2 separate regions of the Homo sapiens genome follow, and region 1 is linked to region 2. The links are chromatin contacts, found by Hi-C or POLR2A ChIA-PET in ENCODE. All regions are on one chromosome and are shown on one strand. The core of a region is the stretch at or near the end of the contact, and the rest is flanking DNA. Distances in the headings are between cores, read along the strand shown. Region 1 has its middle 170 kb from the start of TBC1D2B. Region 2 has its middle 11 kb from the start of CIMAP1C.

What was found. Hi-C counts contacts between places; a loop is a spot of excess contacts on that map. ChIA-PET counts read pairs that join two places held with the same protein, here RNA polymerase II (POLR2A). Pooled maps may share reads with other maps.
Region 1: a map of Jurkat shows a loop between it and region 2 (168-fold over the local background). The contact joins two enhancer-like sites. A Hi-C loop is called at or near these places in 7 of 168 maps with a recorded cell type or tissue (CD8-positive, alpha-beta T cell, GM12878, Jurkat and 4 more), 3 of 37 single-sample maps with no recorded cell type and 1 of 50 pooled maps. POLR2A ChIA-PET finds 5 or more read pairs at or near these places in 1 of 52 experiments (H1).

The regions. Positions count from the first base shown.
Region 1 is chr15:77,907,959-77,913,496 of GRCh38, reverse strand. It overlaps the pseudogene DNM1P9. Among named protein-coding and RNA genes, the nearest start is that of TBC1D2B, 170 kb to the left of the region's middle. Within about 2 kb of position 2,701, at least 13 of the 41 ENCODE cell types and tissues checked have a DNase peak (open chromatin) inside an H3K27ac peak, as active enhancers do.
Region 2 is chr15:75,732,288-75,738,113 of GRCh38, reverse strand. It overlaps the pseudogene DNM1P35. Among named protein-coding and RNA genes, the nearest start is that of CIMAP1C, 11 kb to the right of the region's middle. RefSeq lists an enhancer at 1,639-2,159. Within about 2 kb of position 3,021, at least 3 of the 41 ENCODE cell types and tissues checked have a DNase peak (open chromatin) inside an H3K27ac peak, as active enhancers do.

The DNA.
Region 1 (5,538 bases), core at 1,452-3,951, 2.2 Mb before region 2:
AAAGAATCAACAGCTAAAATTTCATGAAGTTCTAATGTCTGTGTTCCAAAATACGTCACATTATTAGGATGCAGGGAGAGATGCGTGTGCGCTCCCTGGGGTGGGCATTTCTAGTTACTAGACCATCTCCATTTTTACCACTTGACATCCTCACGATACTTTTATACATATGACATTAATAGGAGAGCAATAATACGATTTTACAGATGGAATAACAGATGTGCCTGCATTCACTGAAATAGTGCAAATATTAAGTCCTTGTGACTTCAACTGACTCTTCCAAATTGAATGAATTTATCAATGCATTAGATGAACTCAGTTTCAGAATTATAAAGAAAAACTGTTAGACCAACGAATGTGGCTAATTAACAGTAGGACGATTTCTAGCCTGAGGGTTTAAAATGGACTTAAAGACCTGTTCTTGCCTTTTATTTTCTGAACTTGCTGCTTTTGCATTCTTTGAGTTCAGTTTAAAGACAGTTTAAGTCCAATTTAGACCCTCAGGCTAGAAATCATATCACTGTTAATTAGCCACCTTATTTGGTCTAACAGTTTTTCTTTATAATTCTGAAGGTGGGCTTACCTAATACATTGATAAATTATTTTGAAGGTATTTTTATATCTTCACTTTTACCCTGATAAAGATAAACGACTAGGAATGACCTTCAGATAGCCTTTAGCACCTGTAACCAATCTGACAATAATGTGTTCATCAGGTACCTGTGGATTAAATCACACACTGGCATATTTAAGCTGAATGTCAGTCTGGAAAATGAATGTACTATATTAACTGAAATACCACTCTTTGTGTAGGTATTTTGTCATATACTTAAGAAAAATTAAATAGAATGCAAATCATATGACAATAACTTAAGTCTTTCTTCAAAGTGCATGCGGTCCTTTGCAATACCTCATTCAGCCAAGTATTTGTTCTCTTCCTCATTCAGTATAAGGCAGCTTTCAATTTGCTTAGAAGGCAACATTAGAAGGGTAGAGTTTAATCAGAAACATAGAATTTTAAAGTGTGGGTTCAACTGAATAAATTTGAATTTCTGTAGGAAGAATTAAAAACCTATTTAAAGATTGCAATATATAATCATTTTTAAAGTATTTGATTAAACCTGATAGGCTTTCCAGAAATGAAAAAAAGTCAGTTCTAAAACCAAAGCTGATATTTAGAAAATGTGAAAATGTAAATCAGTGCTATCCATAGTATAGTTTCTCTAAAACTTTATCTTAAACAGTCATTTTAAAAGAATATAACTATTCAAAAACGTAACTGCTATCTTAAGTTTTAAAATAAGTTAAAACATTTTAAAATATGAATACTGTAGTTTAAAAGAAAGAAACTGGGGGAAGGAAAAGTAGAGAAATGCCAATTCCAATGCAAGGCTTTATTTGCCAAGTTTTCTTAGAATGACTTTTACCAACTGATGAATTCCTGTAAACAGAATGTATAATGGAAATACGGAAACACTGTTGCCTAAAGTGGCATTATTCACTGCTACTGTGATGCTACTGTAATGTAATAAATTATTAAATTGTTGCAAAGTGCTGTTTTTGCCTTAAAATTTTGTGTGTCTTGAAAACTATAGTATTAAAGGTATTGAGACTGCGCAAATGCTGGGCACGCTTGGCATGAGATAATCGGTTTTTATTTTTACAAAATTGTAATGTAACTATGCAAGTGTGTTTATTAAAAGAACACAAACAAAAAAGTTACAGGTATTAAAAAAAGTTGTGGGATGAAAAAGTTATGGGATAAAAAATGCTGTGGAAAAGTTGCGGCAAAAGTTGTGGAAAAAAAGTAGAAAAATGTTTTATGAAAAGTTTTTGAAAAAGTTATGAATAAAGTTACTGGATTTTTTTAAAAAACTCAAGGGATAAAAATAAAAGCAGGTCTCTGTCAGCATAAGCCCAGAGAAGTGGGGCTGGAGTCTCCATCCCTACCATGTTCTTACCAACCCTTCCCAGTCACCCCTTTACCATTAGGGTAGCAAGACAAGACCCCTGTCTAATGGGGGGAGAAAAACAGACCCTTTGCCACCTTGACCAGGGCTGAGTCCTTAAGTTTCTGGATGATGATGATTATTATTTAAGAGCCAGAGGCTGGTAGAGCTGGTTTGTTTGGAGGAGGCCTGATGGCCTCCCTACTCTCACCAAAGCAACTTTTCCCTCAGGGGGCTCCCATCTTATTCAGAGAGGCAGCTGAGGTGGGACAGTGGAGCTAACCGTAGAGCAGGCGAGGGCATGGGCTGCTGTGGTGGCCCCCCTTCCGCAGTGTACATATAGTATCTGTGTAACATTTTGTATATTCCGGGTGGTAGGGCCACCCCCTGTATAGTACCTAGCGGAGGTTGGAGCTGGCATATGAGGAGGAGGTTCTAATCATTATTTGTGGCTGGGAAACTTATTTATTGATAGCATAGGACAGAGGAAGGAGGAGGGGATGGGGTCCTGGCTGCCTTGGTGATGCGACTCCTGTTTATTTTGCTTTCCATTTTGGAATAAATGGATTTAGCCATACTGCTCAGCGTGGTGGGTTCCCATTTCCCTCACTGGGTCCTGGAGTTTGTGCCACTGAATGAAGAGCCCCAGAGTGAGCATGTCCAGCTGGGCTGTTGGGGACCTTCCAGGCCTGTTACTTGTATGCTGCCTGGTGACACCTGGTGGATTGCATGGGGACTGCCATGGCGCCTATGGGGCACAGTCCGACCCTGACAGCCAACAGGCTCAGAAGCCTGATCTAGCGGTGGCCGGGAAGACAGATACCGGCACCAAAGGGCACTGACTTCCATCCACCCCCGGCATCTTCCGTTCCGTCCCCTTGCCTCCCTCTCCTGTCTGCACCGGGTGGCCTGTTCTGTCTGTCCCTCTAGAGTGTCAGCTGCCCCGCAGGCTCCTCCAGGCTGAGTTCATGGCCCTGCCCCCTAGTGGCCAGAGCCAGCTTCACAGGATAAGAGCCAGCTAAGCTCCAGGGGCTTTCCAGGAAGTGTCCCTTGGAAAAGGTGTGGCCTTTTCACCACTCCCAACAGCACCCTAGAAATGGCTTGGCCTTTTCCCTCCCCTGAGCTCCACAGAGAACACAGCCAGCAGAGGACACATTCCCCATCATCCAGAAATGGGTTTGATTCTCAGCCAAGGGACACCAGGACTGGTAGAGACTGTCAGGCCACAAAGCTGCCTGCACAGCACCCCCATGCTTGGTGGGGGGTGGGAGGGATGGCGGGGGCTGGCTGTCCACAGGCCAGGCATGACAGGGAGGCTCACTGGAGGTGGCACACTTTGGAGGGGCAATGTCAGGGGAGAGCTTCCTCTTGCTGGGCCACAAGATTCCACAAGGACAGTATGGTGACTGATTCCCAGTGCTAGAGGCAAGGCGGTCAGCCATGTGTAGGTGTATATATATGTATGAGTATTTATAGATATTTATAGAACAGGGCAGGGGCATACCACAGAAAGGGCCCAAGTTTTCAGCAACGGTCACACCTGGATGTGTCAGCTCACCACTATGACAGACTAAGTCACAGATGAAGGGGGCTGGCTTTGGGGCTGGGGGAGCCACTGTCAAGTCACAGGACACCCGCCCAGGCAGGCTTGGAAAGGGAGGTCTCTGAGAAGAGGAGGATCTGTTTAGAGGTCGAAGTGGGGCTGGGGCTCTCGGGACGGGATGGACTTGCCTGACCCAATCAGCTGGCAGTTGGAGAGAAGCAGAGAGAAAATAGGAGAGAGAAAAGCAAGCAGAGAGCGGGTGAGGCAAGCACAGAGTACGGGCGGGCACGCTGCAGCAGCTGTGGGAGGGCCAGGGTGGGGAGGGTGCAGGTGCGGGTGTAGCAATGGTTCCTGGAAAACAGGGGCTGGAAGGGAAAGGGGAGGAAGATGGAGGGAGGAGCCGGAGCTTCACAGGTAGTGCCTGGGGGCTGTGGCAGCCCTCCCCAGCCCACACATGCTGGCCTCTCCCATGGCACCCAGGCAGTGCACCCAGAGTTCAGACTAATGCTCAGCCGCCTTGGGCTTCTCTCTTCTCTGCTCACCCTCTCTTCCAACCCACTGGCCCAGGGCCACCTCTTGCCTGGGGAGCCCCACCCAACAGCCACCAGGCCTGATAGAGAAGGAACACTGCTTAAACCAAAATGGTGAAGCTATAAGGGCTGGATGGCTGGAGTGAGTGCCAGAGGCCCCTCTGGGCGGTGAGAATGTCCAGGGTCCTCTGAAGGGACCCTGGGGAAGGCAGGGAGGGCAGGTAGCCGGATGCCACTGGCCATAGACTTTAAGAGGGGAGCCTCAGTTGGTTGCGGGGTGGGGGGGCTGCAGGTTTCATAGCTGAGGCTGGGTCCTTCCTGCTGGGAAAAGCAGAAGAGGGAGAGTCCGTGGCAGGGGAGGCGGGTGGGCTCACTAGGCGGAGCTCAGCTGGGCCAGCAGGCACTGTGGTCCCCTTGGCTGAATAGCACAGGCGACCCCTAGGAGCAACAGGCCAAGGTGCGTGAGCCTGCTGGTCGGCGATAGTGCTTCAGTGGGGGCCAGGGACCCTGCCTTCGGTCACATGCTAGCAGCTATGATGGTACCTCAGAGGGAGGGAAGGGGGCTGTGTGTCCCTGTCTGGCCTGTGAGGTGTGTTGTGGGATGACCGTGTGTATGGGACTCTCAGGGTTTTATCCTAGATCACCACTGGATTGCCAACAGATAGAGGAGGTGGGACCCTGACTATCACCCCTGCTCTGCAGTGGATTTGGCTCTCAGCACTCCCAGGCTGGGAGCTGGATACCCTGACCTGGCAGCATGACTCAGACTGCACGACAGGCACAGCATTCCTAGACCTCTGGCCGCCTCAGAGTCCAGCCCCACACACAACGCCCTCCAAGCTCCCAGCCCCTACACCATAAACCACAAGCTCTCTGTCCTCTCTGACAGCTCCAGAGAGCACTCATGTCTGCCAGCTTGGGCATGGAGCCTGTTCCAAGAGCCCCCAGGCTCAGCCATGGAGGCCCTGGGCAGTGGCGCTGAGTCCCATGGCTTGCAGGGAAGGGAGGTGAAAGAGCCAGCAGCACCAGGACAGAAAGAGGAAAGAGCAAATCTGCAGCTCCAGAAAGGAGGGGCAGGGAGCCTGGATCTGAGGTCCCAGGTGCGCCCCCGTGTGGAGCTGGTGCAGCGGGGCGGGAACACCGTTCATGCAGCAGGCGGTGAGGCATGTACCTACCATGGCTGATGCTCCTCAGGGGCCACTGATAGTGATTCTGAAAGCATCAGATCAACATGGCAGGTCACACGCATGGGTGGGGCAGGCCTGGGGTTGTGGAACACACACACATGCGCATGCCGGGGTGTGCACACACATGCTGTGAGGCCCCACAGCCGGCATGCACACGCTAACACACATGTCCACAACACACATACGCCTCCTTCCCCGCCACCTCCCGGTGCCCAGCACCCTCACTGGCTGGCACGTGCAGCACAGATCTGGGGCGTGCAGCCACTCAGCACACTGAAGCACACACATGGGCAGAGTCACAACGCGGAAGCTCACCCGCACACCGAGGC
Region 2 (5,826 bases), core at 1,772-4,271:
TCTATTTTCACTCTTGGCGGCCGCCCCACACGTTGCATTCCTCCTCGTTTCTTCTTCCCGCTGTCCTCCATCCTCCATTCCGTCAAACCCCTCTCCCAGCCCCTGGGGAGCCTACCTCAGGTCAGAGAGTCTGAACCCCGAGATGTTCTGGGTGTGTGGATTTCCTTCAGCTACCCTGATGTCCCCACTTCCAAGTCCTGACTCCTTTGAGCCATCCCAGGGGGTGTCTGGCCACTGGCCCACAGGAGCAGAGGCCAGGCTGTGACTGTGAGCATCAAGGTGTGTGATGTGTGTGTGGGTTTGCACACGAGTGTGAGTGGAAGAATGGCACCAGGCCTGGGCTAGGACAGAAGCAGCTGGGGAAGGAGCCTGGGGGGCATGGGCAATCTGATTTTTCCTCCACCCCCACCCCGCCCCCGCCCCCGCCCCCGCCCCAACCTACTGGGTCCAAACCAATGTGGTAGGGGTGGCTGCAGGGGCAGGGATGGGAGAGTCTGAAGCCTGCTTCACTCCCAAAGATTTCTAAGGAAAAGCGTTCTGCATCCTCTGGCTTGGCCTTGTTGACCCATGGCCTCTTTCAAGGACATTCACTCTGATTCCCAGTGTGCCGGATCCACTGGCCACGTTCTCTAAGGAAGAACAATAGCATCTGTTTTTGTCTCCAAATGACTGTAGGGTAGGGCTGTGGGTCCAGCGCCCATAAACCAAAATGAGGCAGGGATTGGGGCTTGCCCTATGATGCGCTGATGACCCACGGAGATGGGTAGAGGCAAGCAGCATAGCACTGGGCAAGAGCACTGGACTGGGAGTCCAGAGACGCTGCTTCACCCTGGGGCTTTAGGCAAGTCCCTTTCCCTCCCAGAGCCTCAGCATCCTTTCTATCAAATGATGACTCTCTGCCTTTCTCCCAGAGTGGCCGTGGGGATCAAGAGAGACAGTGGCCATAGGGATGCTGTGTTAACTGCAGATGTGGCTGTAGGAGCACTTTGCTAACTGCCAATGTGAGTTCAGACTCTTCAGGGTATTTGGCATCCAGGTCTGTGGTGAGGTGTGACATATGGGATGTAAGGTTTGATGCCTGCTCCGACTCCAGTCTTGCTAACACATGCGAAACATTTGGCAAATCATGACCCTTCCTTGGGGAAAAGAGCAGTCTAGGAGAGCTTCAAGGCAGCCTGGCTTCAACGCAGTCCGGGGCATGACTGAGATAGAATTATGTGGCGAGGAACTGGAGGGTATCTGGGTACAGAGCTGCAGTGTGGGCAGAGGTGTAGTGTGGGCCGCATCCAGGACAGCCACTGGCCAAAGCAGGGAACAGAGACGGAATGAGGAAGAGCTCTGTGGGGAGGGTGAGGCATAGGGTGGAAAACCTTCAAAGTCCGAAGAGTTTGACTTTTGGGGCTCAATGCTGCAGGCCGTAGGGAGCCATGGAAGGCTCTTAGGTGGGTCAGACTCTCTGACCTGAGGTAGAGAAATGACAGCTGGACATTAGCGAGCAAGCCCTGTCTCCATGAGCAGCACAGGTGGTCCTCTGAACACACCAGGCACAAGTGTGCAGGGAGCTGGTGCAAATGCCTCTGTGTGCAGGCGAGCTTCTGTGTTGTGACTCTGCCCACGTGTGTGGATCAGTGTGCTGAGTGGCTGCACACCCAGATCTGTGCTGCACGTGCCGGCCAGTGAGGGTGCTGGGCACTGCGAGGTGGCGGGGAAGGAGGCATGTTAGGGCACAGTCTCCTAAAGGGCTCTGTGAGTCCACATATGCTTCTGGAGGAAGGGGCCCTGCACACCACAGACAGGGAGTGTGCTTCCGTAAAAGGATCACTCAGCTGGGAGTCAGGCAGGCTGGCCACTAATCCCAGCGCTGTGTGACCTCAGGCAGGCCCTACACCTCTCTGGACCTTGGTTTCCTTGTCTGTAAAATGGAGGAAGGCTAGAATGGCTGGTAAATGCTCAGCTCTGTGAGCCATCTGAACCTGCTTTGTTTCACCAGTGAGGAATCACCCATAATGGGGGGAGACTAGAGCCACTCTAAACCTAAAGCAGGGTTAGATGGTACATGGAGCTGAGCATTTGCTATTTTAACTTTGTTTACTTTCATGGATATATTTCATGTGTATATTTTCACATATATGTGTATATGTATGTGTCTGAGCGTGTATGTGCATGGTATTTGACTAGTACATCAGACCCTGATTTCACAAATATGGCTAAAGACGAGGCTAAAACACACACTTAAATTTTAAAAGTAAGCTGATTTTTAAAAAACGCTAAGTAGAGTTCCAGTGGCATCTGAGTGTGGCAAAAGTCCTGATGAAAGGCGACAAATGGCTGCAGCCCTGGTCTGAGTGTCCCTATCCCCTTCCTGTCTAAGGGACAGTGGATTCGGGGCCCCGGCCTCCCTGGAATGAGAGATGCACAGACTGGGCCGTGATCTCCCACCGTGTCCTCACAGCCCCAAGACAGAATGCCATGCGGATTGGCAGGAGACCTCACTGTGGGGTTCTTGGAGCCAACCCTCCAGGCCATGTAGGGTCCAGCCCTACGGGACTTAGTGGGTGTTCTCCCCGTGTGCGGAGACGAGAGATTGTAATAAATAAAGACACAAGACAAAGAGATAAAGGGAAAACAGCTGGGCCCAGGGGACCACTACCATCAAGACGCGGAGACCGGTAGTGGCCCCAAACAGCTGCGCCCGCTGATATTTATTGCATGCAAGACAAGGGGGCAGGGTAAGGAGGGTGAATCTTCTAAGTGATTGACAAGGTGAAGCAAGTCACGTGATCACAGAACAGGGGGCCCTTCCCTCTTAGGTAGCCGAAGCAGGGAGAGAGAAGGCAGCATACGTCAGCGTTTTCTTCTATGCACTTATAAGAAAGATCAAAGACTTTAAGACTTTCACTATTCCTTCTACCACTGTCTACTACAAACTTCAAAGAGGAACCAGGAGTACAGGAGGAACATGAAAGTGGACAAGGAGCGTGACCATTGAAGCACAGCACCACAGGGAGGGGTTTAGGCCTCCGGATGACTGCGGGCAGGCCTGGATACTATCCAGCCTCCCACAAGAAGCTGGTGGAGCAGAGTGTTCCCTGACTCCTCCAAGGAAAGGGAGACTCCCTTTCGCGGTCTGCTAAGTAACGGGTGCCTTCCCAGACACTGGCGTTACCACTTGACCAAGGAGCCCTCAAGCGGACCTTATGCGGGCATGACAGGGCTCACCTCTTGCCTTCTACATCACTTCTCACAATGTCCCTTCAGCACCTGACCCTATACCCGCAGGTTATTCCTAGGTTATATTAGTAATTAAAAGCTAATGATTAATAATGTTTATAGTAATGATTGGTAATTGTCTATGATCATCTCTATATCTAATTTGTATTATGACTATTCTTATTCTAATTATTTTCTTTATTATATTGAAACAGTTTGTGCCTTCAGTCTCTTGCCCCAGCACCTGAGTAATCCTCCACCCACAGGGCCACAGGCCCCATGAGATCTCTGAGGCCACAGAGTGTGTCCACACACGTGACCTCCAGGGTGATTCGGGCCAGAGCACAGGAATGGCCCAGGCAGAGGTGGCCTGGGCGTGGGCAGAGATGGCTCGGGCTGGGCCTGAGGCATCCAGGGGCTCAGCATCGCATCTCCTCAGGGGGGCCATCTGAGACTGCTGGGCCAGTGAAGAGGCTTCTCCCGGGTACCCACCTGTCCTGTCCAAGAGAGAACAGCCAGCCCCACAGCCCCAAATGTCTCTGTCCTCCAAGAGGCCAGATGTGAATCACAGGAATTTACAGCCCAGCCTGGCATGGGATTTATGAGTCTGCCTCCAGCCAGGGCTGGTGGGGAGTGGCCACTGTCAGCCCCCCATTGCCGCTGATGGATGAGGCTGTTTCCTGTAAGACAAACTCCCTCTGTGGCAGGCAGTGGAGGGAGACACATCCAGGCCCTAGGGCCAACCCCATACCTGTCCCAGAGCCGGATCCCTCGTGCCCTCACAGTCCATGCCTCCCCTTGATCCCCAGCCCTACACAGTGACACGCAAGCAGGAGGTGCACCCAAGGGGCCCAGCTCTTAGCCAGAGCTCTGCCTCCCACACTGCCATCTGCACCCCCTCCCCATGACCTTTAAAACCTTTCCATCCCAGGGCCCAAGCCTTGGGACCAGCCCAAGATGGGATATACCACACTCAAAGCCAGAATGGATCTCTGAGGTAGCCCAGAACACACACACGCACGCACGCACGCATATATACACACACATGCATGCATGCACATACACAGTACACAGATGAGAAACCAGGGTCCAGAGAGGAATGGGCCTTGCCCAAAGTCACCCAGCAGCACAGTGGTGAAGCTGAGACCCCAGCCCACAAGCCCCCTGGACTGGTCATTTCAGTGTCCGGTCACAGTGGACTGTCATATGGCCACAGGGGTAGTTTTCACCTCCAAATGCAGGTGCCTCTCCAGAGAACAGACAGACCTGGGTTTGAGTCCATGCCCCACCACTCTGTGTGTAAAGGTCATAAACTCTCTGTGCCCGTTCCCTCACCTGAAAAATGGGGATCAAAATAACCCCAACTTACCAAGGTTCTTACGAGGTTCAAGTGAGAGGATGCAGGTAGAGCCGCAGGACAGAGTGGGCCCCTGGCACATGCTCCCTGAGTGGTAACAATGGTTCTCCACCATCTCTCGTGTCTCAAGGGGCCCCGCTGCCTGATTTGCTGCGGGCAGGAGGACAGTCATGGTTGGGTGGGGCAGGAGGAGCAAGGAGAGTTTGAGTGTGGGACTGCAGGGCAGGAGTGAGGCCACTTCCTACTGGAGGAGACCCTGGAAGTCTCCCTGGAGGTGGTGGCATCAAGCAGAGGATGTAGAACTCTGTTTCTCTTGCTCTGAAGCTGACTGGGGGCTTCTTGATTGCCACAGGGATGGAGGGAAGCACCCTACCCTGAAAGCCTAGCCCAAGCTTCTGCCCTGGATGACCTGAGGAGGAGTCCCTCCTTTCTCTGGGCATCAGCAAAATGGGGCCGGGAGGACTAGACAACACTCCCTAGAGGCACCTTTCTGCTCTGGCCTTGTTGCAAGCTGAAGAAGGTCCTCCAGACCCACCCTCTGCAGTACCCAATTATTGCCACTGGGCAGCAGCAGGGAGTAAATCTGCGGTCCGGCCTCCTTTCCCTGCCGGCCAGTCCCTCTCCCAGCATCCGGTGGTCTTTGCTCCTCCGTCCCCCCGCCAACTCGCCAGAGAGCCAGAGCTGAGCGTCCTTCACATCCAGACATCTGATGCTCCCCTCAGCCCTGCAGAGAGCCAGCATGCTGGCTGCTTTTCAGATGGGGAAACTGATGGCCAAGAGGTGAGGACTTGCTCAAGGTCACGCAAGAGCCAAGTGTGCCCACAGCGGAGGTGGTGTGAAAGGAGACTGCGGTCACACGGACCTGGCTGGGATCCTGGTCTCCTCACCTCCAGCTGTGTGTCATCGGGCAGGTCACCCACCCTCTCTGAGCCTCAATTGATATAAGTGCTGAACACATGAAGCCACCGCTTTGTTTCCAATAGAGTTTATGCCCCAAGAGTGCAAAGACATGTCTGTCACTCACCTCAGCACCCCCAGAGCCTGGCGCAGGGTGGGATTCGGAGAATAGCGCCTGCCTCCCAGGGCCTGCCTGGCACTCAGCAGACACTGTGTCTCCTCAAACCGCAACCCCCCAACCTGGCCCCAGCCCTGGATCAGCCTCACCTCGCCTCATTCCCCTCCCATCAGTCTTTCCTGCAGGACACCCACCCACCCGGCCTTGAGGGGGGGCTCCTGCTCACCTCCCCACCCCATCCCTC